Regions from separate parts of the Homo sapiens genome. Here region 1 is linked to region 2. Evidence: chromatin loops called from intact Hi-C (ENCODE). Cell type or tissue: GM12878. All regions are shown on one strand.

What was found. A loop is a pair of places that touch in the nucleus more often than their neighbours do. Peaks named below come from ENCODE experiments on the same cell type or tissue, not always from the same donor. Only the 100,000 strongest peaks of a DNase experiment are listed, where the experiment ranks them.
Region 1: it touches region 2 in a loop (6-fold over the local background); 1 of 110 quality-filtered maps calls a loop at or near these places.

The regions. Positions count from the first base shown.
Region 1 is chr2:3,147,371-3,155,370 of GRCh38, forward strand. All of the region lies in intron 2 of LOC107985840 (a long non-coding RNA gene), which reads right to left. Among named protein-coding and RNA genes, the nearest start is that of LINC01250, 25 kb to the left of the region's middle. RefSeq lists enhancers at 4,083-4,152, 4,163-4,422, 4,433-4,492. In GM12878, no CTCF peak of the experiment used is centred here; DNase peaks (open chromatin) are centred at 4,029 and 4,401; H3K27ac peaks cover 1,314 bases.
Region 2 is chr2:3,218,604-3,226,603 of GRCh38, forward strand. The region is part of intron 4 of EIPR1 (EARP complex and GARP complex interacting protein 1); the gene reads right to left. Among named protein-coding and RNA genes, the nearest start is that of LINC01250, 97 kb to the left of the region's middle. RefSeq lists an enhancer at 4,565-4,764. In GM12878, no CTCF peak of the experiment used is centred here; DNase peaks (open chromatin) are centred at 4,138 and 4,668; H3K27ac peaks cover 2,262 bases.

The sequences.
Region 1 (8,000 bases), 71 kb before region 2:
GGTCCTCGGAGGACAGTGGCAGCCACAGGCCACACTTTGGCTGTGCCGGGAGCCCCCAGACACCAGGACAGAAAGGAGACCTCGGGGAGACTGGCTTGCCAGGTCTCTGCCTCTCCTTTCTAGACAAGAAACCCAGACTTTCCGGGAGGTGCATCATCACCTGAAACCAAGAGGCCCAGACCCCGGCTGGGGAATAGTAAGTAAGGGATGCTGCAAACGCACTTGGCTGCAGTCAAACCTCTCTGCCCTGATGCCACTCTGCCGCCATCCCATGAAACACGAGAACGCCTGCCGTGGGGAAAGCCCTGCTCATCCCAGCTTCCCGGAGTATCTGTCCCAGGGAGTGAAGGGAAGCAGGGCCGGCTCGCTGGTGAAGACTCCGGCTTTCTCCATTCCCACCGAAGACCTTCCTGAAGGCTGGGCTGTCACCCCAGCGTCCCCGGCCCTGGCACCGGCACCAGACCCAGCACAAGGCCCCTCCTGCTGAACGGAAGGACAGACAGGCAGCGGCCGTGCGGATGAAGGACGGGTGTTCGCAGGTGGCACACATATTTTTTGTTCTCCTTAAATAATCATGACGTCCTCATTCTCCATGGAACCGCCCTTACCCTCCTCCTCTCTTCCTTTGCGGTCACTGCCGCTGTCCTGTGGGCAGTGCCGCCTCCACAGTAGTCAGTGCAGAGCAGGCCTGGATGCGGCAGTGCTTCAGAGGCCGGAGGACACCGCGGAGCCGCAGGCGCCCACAGGGCCACCCAGCAGCTCCCCCGCTGCCCCACCTCGGGCAGGCAACGGATTCCCCAATCCCTGCAGATAGAGACAGGGGCATCCCTGATCTCACGCAGGCACAGTGGGGAGTAAAGGGCAGTGCATAAGAAGCCCGGGGCTCCGAGCCTGGCACAGGACGCACGTTCCCACGTAGGTGGCTGCTTCCTCGCTTCTGCCACTGCAGCCTTGGCACACAGGGCTCTGGCCACGTGACCACCCAGGCTGCTATTCTCACTTGCCAAACACAGCCCGCCCTCATCCATCTCAGAGCCATGCTGGCTTCCTGGAGGTCCTGCCATGCTGACTTAGCATGTCCCCTGTCCCTTACTACCCTCATCCTTCCCCACAGTCAGACTCACCCTCAGATGCCCCAACTCTAGAAAGCCCACTGTTCCTCATTCCCTCCTCCTGGGACCCCAGTCAGCTCACTCAAGGGAGGCCTGGAAACAATGCTACCTCACTGTCCCTTAGCAAGGACTCCAGGCAACCTCTGTATTTACTGCAGTTGTTTACACCCTGCCTCATTCCAAGAGCAGTGTAGCTGGCAAAGGACACGCACGGAAAGGCTGATGCCACGGAGACAGATATGGATGAGCACAGCCACGGAAAGGCCTGAGGCTGCTCAGGATGAGCGGGAACTGTCACTTACCTTGAGCATCCAGGGCACAGGTGCCGTGCTGGACCCCCGCAGGGTGCACAGGCACTGAGAAGGGCTCAAAAGAACTGCCTCTGCCTGCAACACAGCTGAGGAGACCGACATAGCCATGTGTGAAACCCTGGGTGTCACGCGTTTCGCACTAGGGAAACACCACCCCTGCAGCTGGGGCAGAGACCCCTGGCAGCCAGCCCTGGAGGAGGCGTGGGCTCAGGGAGCAGCCGGAGATGGATGGGGAGGGGCCGGGACGAGGAGGCCGCGTGGCTAGCATGGCGAACATGGGCGGCTGGGCACCAGGCTCACCCACACATGGGGAATCCACGTGTCCTTTACCCACCTGGAACCTGTTTGCTGAGTTGATACATAAGATCGACTCTGTAGCAGCACTTGGTGAATTTAAAAAATTAATTGTAAAGGAATTTATACCTTATTGCAAAGACAACTGTTTATTTACTAGAAATTAGGCACTGAGATTCCTATCTTGATGGATTATAAAGCCCCTCCTGCCCCTGCCCATATTTCCAGTGTTGTTCCACCAAGTCTCTCCCATGAGAGGGAAGCTTCTTTGAGCCAATGTGGACCAGTCACGAAAAAGTGGGGGGACCAAGCATGAAGACCATGTTGTCACCAAGAGGCATTGTCCTGAGCCAGGTGGGGCCGGACCTTCCCCAGCCCCTGCCCCTGCTAGGAAAAGTGCTGCGACTCCATGGAAACCTTCTCCTGGGGTGGGAGCCAGAGGGAGACGCACCCAGTCTGCAGGGTCCGGCCCCCGTGGGCATGCCCAGTCCCTCAGGGTGTCTACCCATAGCCAGCATGTGGTCTTTCCAGAGATGCCTGACCTGGGCACACCTGGGCTTGGGGGAACCCTGACCCCTGACAGCCTGGGCGATGCCCCAGCAGCTGAGATGACAGCACACAGAGCCTTTTCTGCAACAGAACTTGGGGCTCGAGTGTACTCAAGGTGCTGACTCCTGGACGTTCCTGCCAAGGGGGTCCTGGAGATGGCTCGAGTGGCCAAGAGCTCAGGGCCAGCTGTCTACTCAAGGCACAGGCCCCAGAAGGTTGCCTGGGACAGTTTCCCGCAGACCTGGCCATTGCCATCTTAGTGACTGGGCAAGGACTTCGGAGATGTTTTTATTCAAATATTAGGTTGTCCAAGTAAAACAAATCTGCATTTCTTTTCTCTGAGGGATCCAGTGAGGTGGTTTCACTTTGACTTTTATTAAGCGATCTGTAAACATGAGTTTGGCTGATTTAGCTGACCTGCAGGAAAACGTTCCTCACCACTTCCAACCCTCCCACTCCATCCCAGCAATATGCTACAAAACGCTCAAAAACAGGTCCACTTAAACCTCACAAAATCAGATCAGTGTCGGGGCCTGGAGGGGAGTAGGGACAATGTGTGTGAAAGTGAAAAGCCATAGTTGGAAACTCTTCTCAAAGGACTATAATTTTAGTATTTTCAAGGGCAGACTACGATCCATAAGGACTAATGTGAGAATGTCCTGACCGGGTGCAGTGGCTCATGCTTGTAACTCCAGTGATTTGGGAGGCCAAGGTGGGAAGATGGCTTGAGCCAGGAGTTCAAAACCAGCCTGGGCAACATAGCGAGACTCCATCTCTACAAGAAAAAATTAAATAAAAATTTTAAATATTAGCTGGGCATGGTGGTGCGCGCCTGTAGTCCCAGCTACTTGGGAGGCTGAGGCAGGAGGATCAATTGAGTCCAGGAATTTGAGGCTGCAGTGAGTGATGACCATACAACTGCATTTTAGCCTGGGTGGCAGAACAAGACCCTCACTCTAAAAAGATTTTTCTTTCTTTTTTTTTTTTTGAAAAAAGAGCATCGTGGATCATCGTGGCAGATGGGAGTCAGGACTAGATTGCAGCTCCGACTCAGATGGATTGAGCAGTGTGTGGAGGCTCACATCATTAAGTTTAGATCCAGAACAAACCAGGAATCCCAAGAGGACCCACCGACCCTCTGAAGGAAGCAGACAGCTGCAGGACCTGGGAGACACCCCAAATACTGTGAGTGCCCCAACAGTGGAAATGGGAAAGGAAGATCCTCCGCCCCCGAGCACACACCCCCACTGGGGAAACTGAAGGTCTAGTTTTCGAGAGAAGTTTCCAACCTTACCTGGAGTTGAGTCAATTTAGAGAGCAGAGCGAAATACAGGGGTAGAGGAAGCAGCGGGAAAGGCCCTGGGAGCTCGCTGGGTCCCCAAGCAGCCCATTCCTACGTGGCAACACAAGGATCTTTTGGCAGGGTGACCGGAGGTGCAGGGCGGGGGAAATGCAACAGGGAGAAGGAATTCTCCAGCCGAACTTTGTAACAATTTGAACCAGGCGAGAAGCCTCCTGGCCAGAACTCAGGGGAGGGTGAGAGCTGGTGTATAGACTCCACAGGCGGGGGAAGAATGAAAGCCCTAATTGCTTTTGCAGCTAGGGGGTGGTGGGTAGCCTGGGGCGAGTTCTCAGCCCTGCTCGCCCACTGCCTGGAAACAGACTCGGTGCTGTTAGTGGGGCCACAGTGGGAGTGAGACCAGCCCTTCAGACTGCATGGGAGTTGGATGAGGCCTGTAACTGCTGGCTCTCTCCTACTTCCCTGACAACCTCCATGACTCAGCAGAGGCAGCCATAATCCTCCTAGATTCACCACTCCATTGACCTGGGAACCTCACCCCCATCCCCCAAAGCAACCACAGCAAGACCCAACCAAGGAGAGTCTGAGCTCAGACATGCCTAGCCCTGCCCCCACCTGATGGGCCTTCCCTATCCACTCTGGTACCTGAAGACAAAGAGCATATACTCTTGGGAGTTCTGGGGCCCTGCCCACCACCTGTTCCTCCCCATACTACCACAGCTGATGCTCTCTGGAAAGCACCACCTCCCATCAGGAGGCCAACCAGCACAAAAATAGAACATTAAACCACCAAAGCTAAGAACCCTCACAGAGCCCTTTTCACCCCCCTGCCACCTCCACCAGAACAGGTGCTGGTATCCACGGCTGAGAGACCCACAGATGGTTCACATCACAGGACACTGTGCAGACAACCCCCACTGCCAGCTTGAAGCCGGGTAGATGTGCTGGGTGGTTAGACCCAGAAGAGAGTTAATAATCACAGCATCTCGCCTCACAGGAAGCCACATCCATAGGAAAAGGCGGAGAGTACTAACTACATCAAAGAAACACCCCATGGGACAAAAGAATCTGAATAACAGCCTTGAGCCCTAGACCTTCCCTCTGATAGAGACTACCCAAATGAGAAGGAACCAGAAAACCAGCTCTGGTAATATGACAAAACAAGGCTCTTTAACACCCCCCCAAAAATCACACTAACTCACCAGCAATGGATCCAAACCAAGAAGAAATCCCTGATTCACCTGAAAAAGAATTCAGGAGGTTAGTTATTCAGCTAATCAGAGAGGGACCAGAGAAAGGCGAAGTCCAATGCAAGGAAATCCAAAAAATGATACAAGAAGTGAAGTCCATAGTCACCAAAACAGCATGGTACTGGTGTAAAGTAGGCACATAGACCAAAGGAACAGAATAGAGAATCCAGAAATAAACCCAAATACTTAACAGCCAACTGATCTTCGACAAAGCAATCAAAAACACAAAGTGGGGAAAGGACACCCTTTTCAACAAATGGTTCTGGGATAATTGACAAACCACATGTAGGAGAATGAAACTGGATCCTCATCTCTCATCTTATACAAAAATCAACTCAAGATGGATTAAAGAATTAAACCTAAGACCAGAAACTATAAGGACTCTAGAAGATAACATTGGAAAAACTCTTCTAGACATTGGCTTGGGCAAGGATTTCATGACCAAGAACCAAAGGGCAAATGCAAAAAAAAACAAAGACAAATAGCTGGGGCCTAATTAAACTAAAGAGCTTTTGCACAGCAAAAGGAACAGTCAGCAGAGTAAACAGACAACCCACAGAGTGGGAGAAAATCTTCACAATCTATACATCTGACAAAGGACTAATATCCAGAATCTACAACGAACTCAAACAAATCAGTAAGAAAAAACAAACAATCCCATCAGAAAGTGGGCTAAGAACATGAATAGACACTTCTGAAAAGAAGATATACAAATGGCCAACAAACATGAAAAAATGGTCAGCATCACTATTTATCAGGGAAATGCAAATCAAAACCACAATGCAATACCACCTTACTCCTGCAAGAATGGCTATAATCAAAAAATTAAAAAAAAAACGGTAGATGTTGGCGTGGATGTGGTGAACAGGGAACACTTCTACACTGCTGGTGGGAATGTAAACTAGTACAGCCACTATGGAAAACACTGTGGAGATTCCTTAAAGAGCTAAAAGTAGAACTACCATTTGATCCAGCAATCCCACTACTGGGTGTCTACCCAGAGGAAAATAAGTCACACGAAAAAGATACTTGCACACGCATGTTTACAGCAGCACAATTCACAAGTGCAAAATAGTGGAACCAACCCAAATGCCCATCAATCAACAACTGGGTAAAGAAATTGTTTATATATATATATATATATATATATATATATATATATATATATATATATGATGGAATACTACTCAGCCATAAAAAGGAATTAACGGCATTTGCAGCGACCTGGATGAGATTGGAGACTATTATTCTAAGTGAAGTAACTCAAGAATGGAAAACCAAACATCACGCTCTCACTGATATGTGGAAGCTGAGCTAGGAGGATGCAAAGGCATAAGAATGATGCAATGGACTTTGGGGACTTGCAGGGAAGGGTGGGAGGGGGCGAGCGATAAAATGCTACAATTAGGGTGCAGGGTATACTGCTCGGGTGATGTGTGCACCCAAAGCTCACAAATCATCACTAAAGAACTTACTCATGTAACCAAATACCACCTGTACCCCAATAACCTATGGAAAAAAAAATAAATAAATAAAGAATATCCTAAGGCCAGGTATATGGAGACCTACTGTAACAGACGACCATGGCATGGGAGCTGCATATCAATTATTAATAACTGAGTGTCCCTAGAGTACTCAGGAAAAACTTCATGTTCTCCTGAGTAACCTAATTTCTAATGTGTATTTAGTAAACCTTTAAATATTTTAAATTCTAAAATGAAAGTAATAAATGCATAGGTTTAACATTTGAAAGAGTGCAGGAGGGCTGATGAGAGAGACAGAGAGAGAGACAGGGAGAAATGGAGGAAAGGAAAAAGGGCGATGCTGGGCGGCCCCCAAACAGCCCTCCCACCTCCAGCCCTGCTCCTCAGGGGTAACCGCTTTTAATGGTTCTGATTCCATTTCTTCTCTGGTTACTTCCCAGATCTTTCTGATTTCTTGATCAGCTTATTTTCCTATTATGATCAATAAGAATTTAGCTGTCTTTACTATTGTTACAGCCTCCCAATAGTTACATCAATATTGACAGATGTACCTTCCATTATCTAACTGCAGCAGTAAGCAATACACGTGACACTCCCCGCTAATGACAGAAGGCACCCCTGATCCCTGAGACTAGGTATTGGCACCGCCAGCCTTCCCCCCTGCCCTGCCCTCACCGGCTTCCTCTTCCTGCTTTTGACGGTGGCGCCCTGCCTTATTAAGCTTCCTGACACGTGCACTGTATTTTTACTCATGGGTAAGTCTCTGTGCTTTGTCTGTAGAGTCCAAAAAGTTGAAAACCAATTAACCTGAATTATTAATAGTTAGCATAGCTAACTCCTCTAATAGATAAACCTCCAAATATAAAATGGCATAAACACCATCATTTGTTTCTTGCTGATGTACGTGTTCCTGAAGATAAGTGGGTCCATGGAGTGGCATCTCCTCCTCAGCCACTCAGGGACCCAGGTGACCCAGGCTCTGACATCTTGAGCGTGAGACTCCACGGTCATCCAGTTTCAGCCGTGGGAGGGGAAACTGGCCAAAGGAGCACGATGTGGGTGTTTTTAATGGGCCAGGCCCGGGTACACTGGCATCATTTCCACTCACAGGCATCCAACAGCACCTTGTCACATGGCACACCTAGACGCACGGAAGATGCACCTAGAGCTACTTTGCAGCAGGCTGGCTGGGCCCCATTCCCGGCTGCCTTAGGTGATTTGCATGGTTCACTGCAGAGCCCAGCACCGCTGCAGGGTTGCACCCCTCCCTCTACGTCCAATGACTCAAAGCATAAGCCACGCCTAGGAAAATGTTCCTGGTGTCAAACGCAAATGACTTTTCCTTTCCTAGACTTTACCAATTATTCAAAACCATCATTGTTTTTATTGTTCCATACTGGGGCCCTATCTTTATTATGTGGTTGTTTTTCTAGAATTTCTAATTGCCTTTTCCTTGTTGAGAAAGAAGAAATATTAATGCTATTCACCATTGTCCCAATTATACATTTGAGCTTCTTATGCATTTCATGGATTGCTTAGAATCAGTTCTGTTTTTTTTTGCAGTTGTCATTTTCATTAAGTTAGATTCACTCTGGTCCAGTTTGGACCCACTGCTCCACATTTAGGCCATCTCTGCTTCTCTGCTTGCCCTGGCTGGGTCGAGAGGACATTTGTCACTATTATTATTCTGCTTCTTTCTA
Region 2 (8,000 bases):
TGATACACTCTAGAGCTTTCACAGTGAGTCAGGTGCACACCCACCATGGCCCTGATACACTCTAGAGCATTCACAGTGAGTCAGGTGGACACCCAACACGGCCCTGATACGCTCTAGAGCTTTCACAGTGAGTCAGGTGCACACTCAACACGACCCTGATACACTCTAGAGCGTTCACAGTGACCCAGGTGCACACCCAACACGGCCCTGATACACTCTAGAGCTTTCACAGTGAGTCAGGTGCACACCCAACATGGCCCTGATACGCTCTAGAGCTTTCACAGTGAGTCAGGTGCACACCCAACACGGCCCCGATACGCTCTAGAGCATTCACAGTGAGTCAGGTGCACACCCAGCAGGGCCCTGGTATACTCTAGAGCATTCACAGTGAGTCAGGTGCACACTCAACACGACCCTGGTATACTCTAGAGCATTCACAGTGACTCAGGTGCACACCCAACACGGCCCTGGTATACTCTAGAGCATTCACAGTGACTCAGGTGCACACCCAGCATGGCCCTGGTATACTCTAGAGCATTCACAGTGAGTCAGGTGGACACCCAACACGGCCCTGATACACTCTAGAGCTTTCACAGTGAGTCAGGTGCACACCCAGCATGGCCCTGGTATACTCTAGAGCATTCACAGTGAGTCAGGTGCACACTCAACACGACCCTGGTATACTCTAGAGCATTCACAGTGAGTCAGGTGCACACTCAACACGACCCTGGTATAATCTAGAGCATTCACAGTGACTCAGGTGCACACCCAACATGGCCCTGATACGTTCTAGAGCTTTCACAGTGAGTGAGTCAGGTGCACACTCAACACGGCCCTGATATGCTCTAGAGCTTTCACAGTGAGTCAGGTGCACACCCAATACAGCCCTGATATGCTCTAGAGCTTTCACAGTGAGTCAGGTGCACACCCAACACGGCCCTGGTATGCTCTAGAGCATTCACAGTGAGTCAGGTGCACACCAAGCATGGCTCTGGTATACTCTAGAGCATTCACAGTGAGTCAGGTGCACACTCAACATGACCCTGGTATATTCTAGAGCATTCACAGTGACTCAGGTGCACACCCAACACAACCCTGGTATACTCTAGAGCATTCACAGTGACTCAGGTGCACACCCAACACGGCCCTGGTATGCTCTAGAGCTTTCACAGTGAGTCAGGTGCACACCCGGCATGGCTCTGGTACACTCTAGAGCATTCACAGTGAGTCCATGCACATGATGGCCCCAGTACATTCTTAGGGCAGGAGTTCCCAACCCCCAGACTGTGGACTGGTACCAATCCATATCCTGTTAGGAACTAGGCCGCACAGCAGGAGGTGAGGAGTGGGCAAGTGACATTACAGCCTGAGCTCTGTCTCCTGTCAAATCAGGAGGCATTAGATTCTCATAGGAGCGGGAACCCTGTTGTGAACTGTGCATGAGAGGGATCTAGGCTGCACACTCCTTATGAGAATCTAATGCCTGATGATCTGAGGTGGAAGTTTCATCGCAAAACTAGCCACCCTGGTCCATGGAAAAATTGTCTTCCACGAAACTGGTCCCTGTTGCTGAAAATATTGGGGACCACTGCCATAGAGCATTTACAATGAGGCAGGTATGCACACACACAATGGTCATAGAACATTCTAGAGCATTTATAGAGTCAGGAACACATGCACACAATGGCCGAGGTATACACTAGAGCATTCACAGTGAGTCGGGGACACACGCACACAATGGCCATGGTACATTTTACAGCATTTATAGAGTCAAGTGCACGTGCACACAATGGCTGTAGTACATTCTAGAGCATTTATAGAGTCAGGTACATACACTCACAATGGCTGAAATAAGTGAGTCAGGTGCACATGTGCATGATGGCCGTGGTACATTCTAGAGCATTTATAGAGTCAGGTGCACACACACACAATGACCATGGTACACTCTAGAGCATTCACAGTGAGTTGAGGACACATGCACACAATGGCTATTTGTGCATGTGTACATTTTAAAGCATTTATAGTCAGGTGCACACACGCGATTACCATGGTACACTCTAGAGCATTCACAGTGACTCAGGAACACAAGCACACAATGGCCGAGGTACACTCTAGAACATTCACAGTGAGTCCGGAACACACGCACACAATGGCCGAGGTACACTCTAGAACATTCACGGTGAGTCCGGAACACACGCACACAATGGCCGAGGTGCACACTAGAGCATTCACGGTGAGTCGGGAACACACGTACGCAATGGCCGAGGTACACTCTAGAGCATTCACAGTCAGTTAAGGACACATGCACACAATGGCCATGGTACATTTTACAGCATTTATAGTCAGGTGCACATGCACACGATGACCATGGTACACTCTAGAACACTCACAGTGAGTCAGGAACACATGCACACAATGGCCGACGTACACTCTAGAACACTCACAGTGAGTCGGGAACACACGCACACAATGGCCGAGGTACACTCTAGAGCATTCACAGTGAGTCCGGAACACACGCACACAATGGCCGAGGTACACTCTAGAACACTCACAGTGAGTCGGGAACACACGCACACAATGGCCGAGGTACACTCTAGAACACTCACAGTGAGTCGGGAACACACGCACACAATGGCCGAGGTACACTCTAGAACACTCACAGTGAGTCGGGAACACACGCACACAATGGCCGAGGTACACTCTAGAACACTCACAGTGAGTCGGGAACACACGCACACAATGGCCGAGGTACACTCTAGAGCATTCACAGTGAGTCGGGAACACACGCACACAATGGCCGAGGTACACTCTAGAACACTCACAGTGAGTCGGGAACACACGCACAAAATGGCCGAGGTACACTCTAGAGCATTCACAGTGAGTCTGGAACACACGCACACAATGGCCGAGGTACACTCTAGAACACTCACAGTGAGTCGGGAACACACGCACACAATGGCCGAGGTACACTCTAGAGCATTCACAGTGAGTTCGGAACACATGCACACAATGGCCGAGGTACACTCTAGAACACTCACAGTGAGTCGGGAACACACGCACACAATGGCCGAGGTACACTCTAGAGCATTCACAGTGAGACCGGAACACACGCACACAATGGCCAAGATACACTCTAGAACATTCACAGTGAGTCGGGAACACATGCACACAATGGCCGAGGTACACTCTAGAACATTCACAGTCAGTTGAGGACACAAGCCCACAATGGCCGAGATACACTCTAGAGCATTTATAGAGTCAGGTGCACATGCACACGATGGCCACAGACAGCTCTGGGACACATTTTGAAGCATCCATTTCACGTCCTAAGGAGCTGATGGTCATAATCAATGCTCCTGAAAACTTGTTTCCCAAATCCCCTCGCGGTTTTTTTTTTGTTTGTTTCACAAGACACTTATGTATGCATTTGAATGGGTACCAATTCCAAAGTGGTGGAGATTCAAAGCCGAATCAAACATTTGCCTCTACATGCACATCCAGCAGCACAGCATCCTGCACTTAAGAGCAGCATGTGCTCTAAAAGACACTCTCCCTGCAGACATATCACTGCAACGCCTTCTTCCCCTGGCTAGAAGAAAATGGGTCATCTTAGCCTAGTTTTGCTCCAGGTGTGGAATAAAATAAGTGGGGGAGAGGACTGTATTTCCTGCAGGAAATCGTGGTGTGCTATTCCACTCATTTTCTCTGCATGCGACTGATTTTATATCTGCCTTGGCGTGGGCCAAGGGATATACTTCTCTATGAAAAAGCTCATATTTCTCAGTCATATTATCAGAGGAAGCAATAAAATGAGTTTCAAGTGGCTGTATAAGTAACTTTTTAGATCTATGAAGAAAAAATATAATTCAAAAAGAAGCAAAAAAAGGCTTAAAGACTACAGGAGGTAATATTGATTTGCTTTAGAAAATAACTGGCTTCGAGTTCTCACAGGTAAAGCTTTCAAGAAATGCTTCTTGGGTTCTGAAGATCACAGGGAACATTGTAAGGCTGTGATGAAGTCTGCAAAGAGCACAGGGAAATGAAGGAAGGTCACATGGCACTTGAGCCTCGGTACCAACTGAGTCTGTGGGAGGGAGGCCTGGGCGTGGAGGGCCCTGAAGAATGACTGCCAGACTGAAAACCTGTCACCTGGGTAGATGGGTGCATGATGACATCGTGGATTCGCTTTCAGAGAGACCAGATCGAGATATCATCTTGCTAGGAGTCTAGGAAACCAACTACACAAACAGAAGCTTCGTGGCTTTCTGGAAACACAGCCATGGGTGGTGGCTACATGTTTGCAGAGTAGTGACGGGCGGTTCCCTAACCAATCACGGTTTTGTGTGTCTTTCTTGTTAAGAGATAAATGTCAAGGCAAAGAGGGAAAGGGTCAAGAAAGACAATTCAGAAGAATCTGAGCCCAGGAGCCTCAGGGTCCTACAAACTGCCCAAGCCTGAGACTGGCAAGATGGATTATTCTTCACAGGACCAGGACTGAAGCTGGAAGGGCACATAGCTTACAATAAAATGCGTAGTTTGCAGATGACAACGAAGAGAGATGTGGCCTACTTCCTATCACTTGGCCTGCACATTCTCAGGCCTTGGTCGAAACACCACTTCCTCCCACGGAGTTGACTGATCCACAAAGGTCGCTGGGACTTTCCCTGGTCCTTTCCCGTGGCAGCCTGCACTCCCCCCACACATGCAACACATTGATCACCACCGGCACCCGGGTTCCTGGCCAGACTCTCAACTGTATGAGCAACGAGCTCACACCTCCCACTCATGGGAATATGCAAGCAGCCAGCTCAGGCTGTGACAGGCACCTAAGAGGCCTTTAGTAAACTGTGTGCTGACGAAGGAGGAGGGAAGAATTCATCCCGCCCCCTCTGAGTATGTGAGGATGTTTTGCGCGTTCTTAAATGCATAAAAAATAAACTTAGAAAAAGTCTGTTTATCAAGTACAAGTCAGTGAAGACTGGTTCACCCTAGAACCCCATGGAAAGGGTTTGCTACTCAGTATCCAAAGCGCCCCACTAAAAAAGAGGCTTTGCTTGTGAATCAATTCACAAGGGGCTGCTGGGGCCAGGTCAAGGTGCAGCCCTGTAGGTGGCCCCCAGGGTGGACACCTGCCCTCTGCTCTCTCTATGCTCCTCCTCCCAAAACTGCTCACTCCCATTCTGAGGGCTGGAACGGCATGGCGGCATGCCTGTGGACAAAGCCAGAACCAATTCGTCCAGTGGACTCCCCAGCTCCGACCACATGTCCCATGTGACCCCTAAACTCCCCATGTATCAAGCAGAAAGTGCTCCTCTGTGGCACCCACCTCTTCCAACCAAGAGAACCATCCCGGGAACAAACGCTTCAGAGTAGTTACACCTCTCTATCATTCTCAAACTCTAAATGCAAAACAAAGCTCACTGAATTGTACTTTTTAATGTCTGTTGTGTTGCCTTTTCTTCAATCTAACCTAAGATCTGGCCATGACTTTATTTCATTCCAGGTTGTCTGGAGACACCGCCTGCCTGATTCCCGCCTTACCGGCTAAACTTGTCTCCCTGTAGTCTCTGCCTGGTCCCATCTCGGCCTGTATTTGCCGTTTTCCATCATTAAAACAAGAAAACATACAGTGTCTTACTTTAAGGACTCACCATCCAGACACAGTCTTAGGCTCAAGTGCTACTTCCAACAGGAAGTCAGCTTCAACCCTGCCGTAAGAGCAACCGGCACTTACGCAGCTCCTACCATGCGCCCGGCTTTACCTCTAATAGTCACATCCGCCTTACTTTACACCTTAGGTTGCTCAACTAGAAAGATTCAGAATTGGGTGATACACACCTGCCCATCCAACCAGCCCTGATTGCCAAACAGGTTTCACCTCAAAGGACCAGAGGTGCCTGACTGGACACTCTATCACAAGGCTCCAGGCTCTGCTGCAGGGCCCCATGATCAAGGCACACTGCCTGCCCCATACACAGGCAGGAAGAGGCAGCCCCGTGTGAAAGTTTTCTGCCACTCTAGCAGAGGCTGAGCTGCCCAGGGATAACTGCTCCAACAAGACCTCCCCACCACACGCAGTCCTTCAACATCCCAGCATGGACATCTCCCTAATTCAAATGCAAGCTCCCTCAGTAACAGCACTGCACCTACCGAGCTGAACATCGGGCTCACCTGAGTCCCTGCTGGCAATGCCACCGGCAATGCCACAACCTGCCGGAACCCCTGTTACATCTGAAGAGGAACTTGCCTACTCCAAGGGCTGCCTAAGAGTTCATGAGATATCTGAATCCCAGCACCGGAGCTCCTCCACTGGGGGCTGCAGCCTGTGACCGGCCATGAAGCCACATCAGGGTGCCGGGGCCAGCACGAGGCTGGAGTGAAGCACAGTGTGCCACAGGTTTTCAATGTGAGTACTCCCTTGTAAACAGTTTATTTCAGTTACGTGCATATCTATTTACATGTGTGGGGGAAGTCATTATGTAAAACTATCTATAGGTCCAATCAAAACAAATTTGGAAAATACTGCTTCAGATCATACTGTTGGCTTTTTCCCCCCCAGATTTATTGAAGTGTCCTTGACAAATAGAATTTGTGTATATTTAGGTAGTACACTGTGATATGTGTGTGTGTGTGTGTGTGTGTGTGTGTGTGTGTGTGTGTATGACAGGGTATTGCTTTGTCACCCAGGCTGGAGGGCAGTGGTGCAATCACAGCTCACTGCAGCCTTGACCTCCTGGGTCCAAGCAGTCCTCCCACCTCAGCCTCTCAAGTAGCTGGGACCACAGGCACATGCCACCCTACTTGGTTAATTTTTAAATTTTTTGTAAAGACAAGATCTCCCTACATTGCCTAGGCTAGTCTCGAACTCCTGGGCTCAAGCAATGCTTCTGTCTCAGCTTCCCAAAGTGCTTGAATTAGAGGCATGCGCCACCACGCCTGGCCGCAATGTGATGTTTTGATATGCACACACATTGTGAAATGACTGCCACAATTAACTAATAACATATCCATCAACTCATATAGTTAACTCCCTTTTTTTTGTCATGCACACACTTAAGATGCACTCTCTTAGCCAATTTCAAGTACACAATACACTATTATTAACTACAGTTCTCGTGCTGTACATGAGGTGTCCAGAATGTATTCATCTTATAAGCTGAACGTTCCTAACCTTTGACCAGCACCTCCCACTTTCCAACCCCTCCCACCAGCCTCTGGTAACCACCATTGTACTCTTCCTTTCTAGAAGTTTGACTTTTTCAGACTCCACAGGTGAGATCGCGCAGTATTTGTCTTTCTCTGTCTCATTTTACTTAGCATAATGTCCTCCAGGTTCGTCCATATTGTTTCAAACGGCAGGACGGCCTTCTTTGTAAAGACTGAACAATATTCCACTCTATATGTATCTACCACAATTTCTTTATCCCTTCATCTGTCAAATGGACAATTGCGTATTTTCTACATCTTGGCTACTGTGAATAAAGCTGCCTTTGACATGGAGGTGCAGGGATCTCTTTGAGCTAATGATTTCATTTCCTTTGGATATATACCCAGAATGGGACTGCTGGGTTGTAGCTCTATTTTTAATTTTTGAGGAACCTCCAAACTGTTTTCCATTATGTTCATTCCCACCTTGAATATATAAAAGTGTTTCCTTTTCTCCACATTCTCCCCAAGACTTATCTTTTGTCTTTTTCATACTGGCCATCCTAACAGGTGTGAGGTGATGTCTCATTGCGGTTTTGATTTCCATTTTTCTGATGGTTAGTGACGTTGAGCACGTTTTCATATGCCTATTGGATATCTGTATGTCTTCTTTAGAAAAATGTCTATTCAAGTGCTTTGCTCATTTCTAAACTGGGTTATTTTGTTTGCTTGCTATCGAGTTGTATGAGTTCCTTATGTATTTTGGATATTAATCCCTTATTGGATATATGGTTTCTTCCACTCTGTACGCTGCCTTTTCATTTTGCCGATGTTTCTTTTGCTGTGCAGAAACT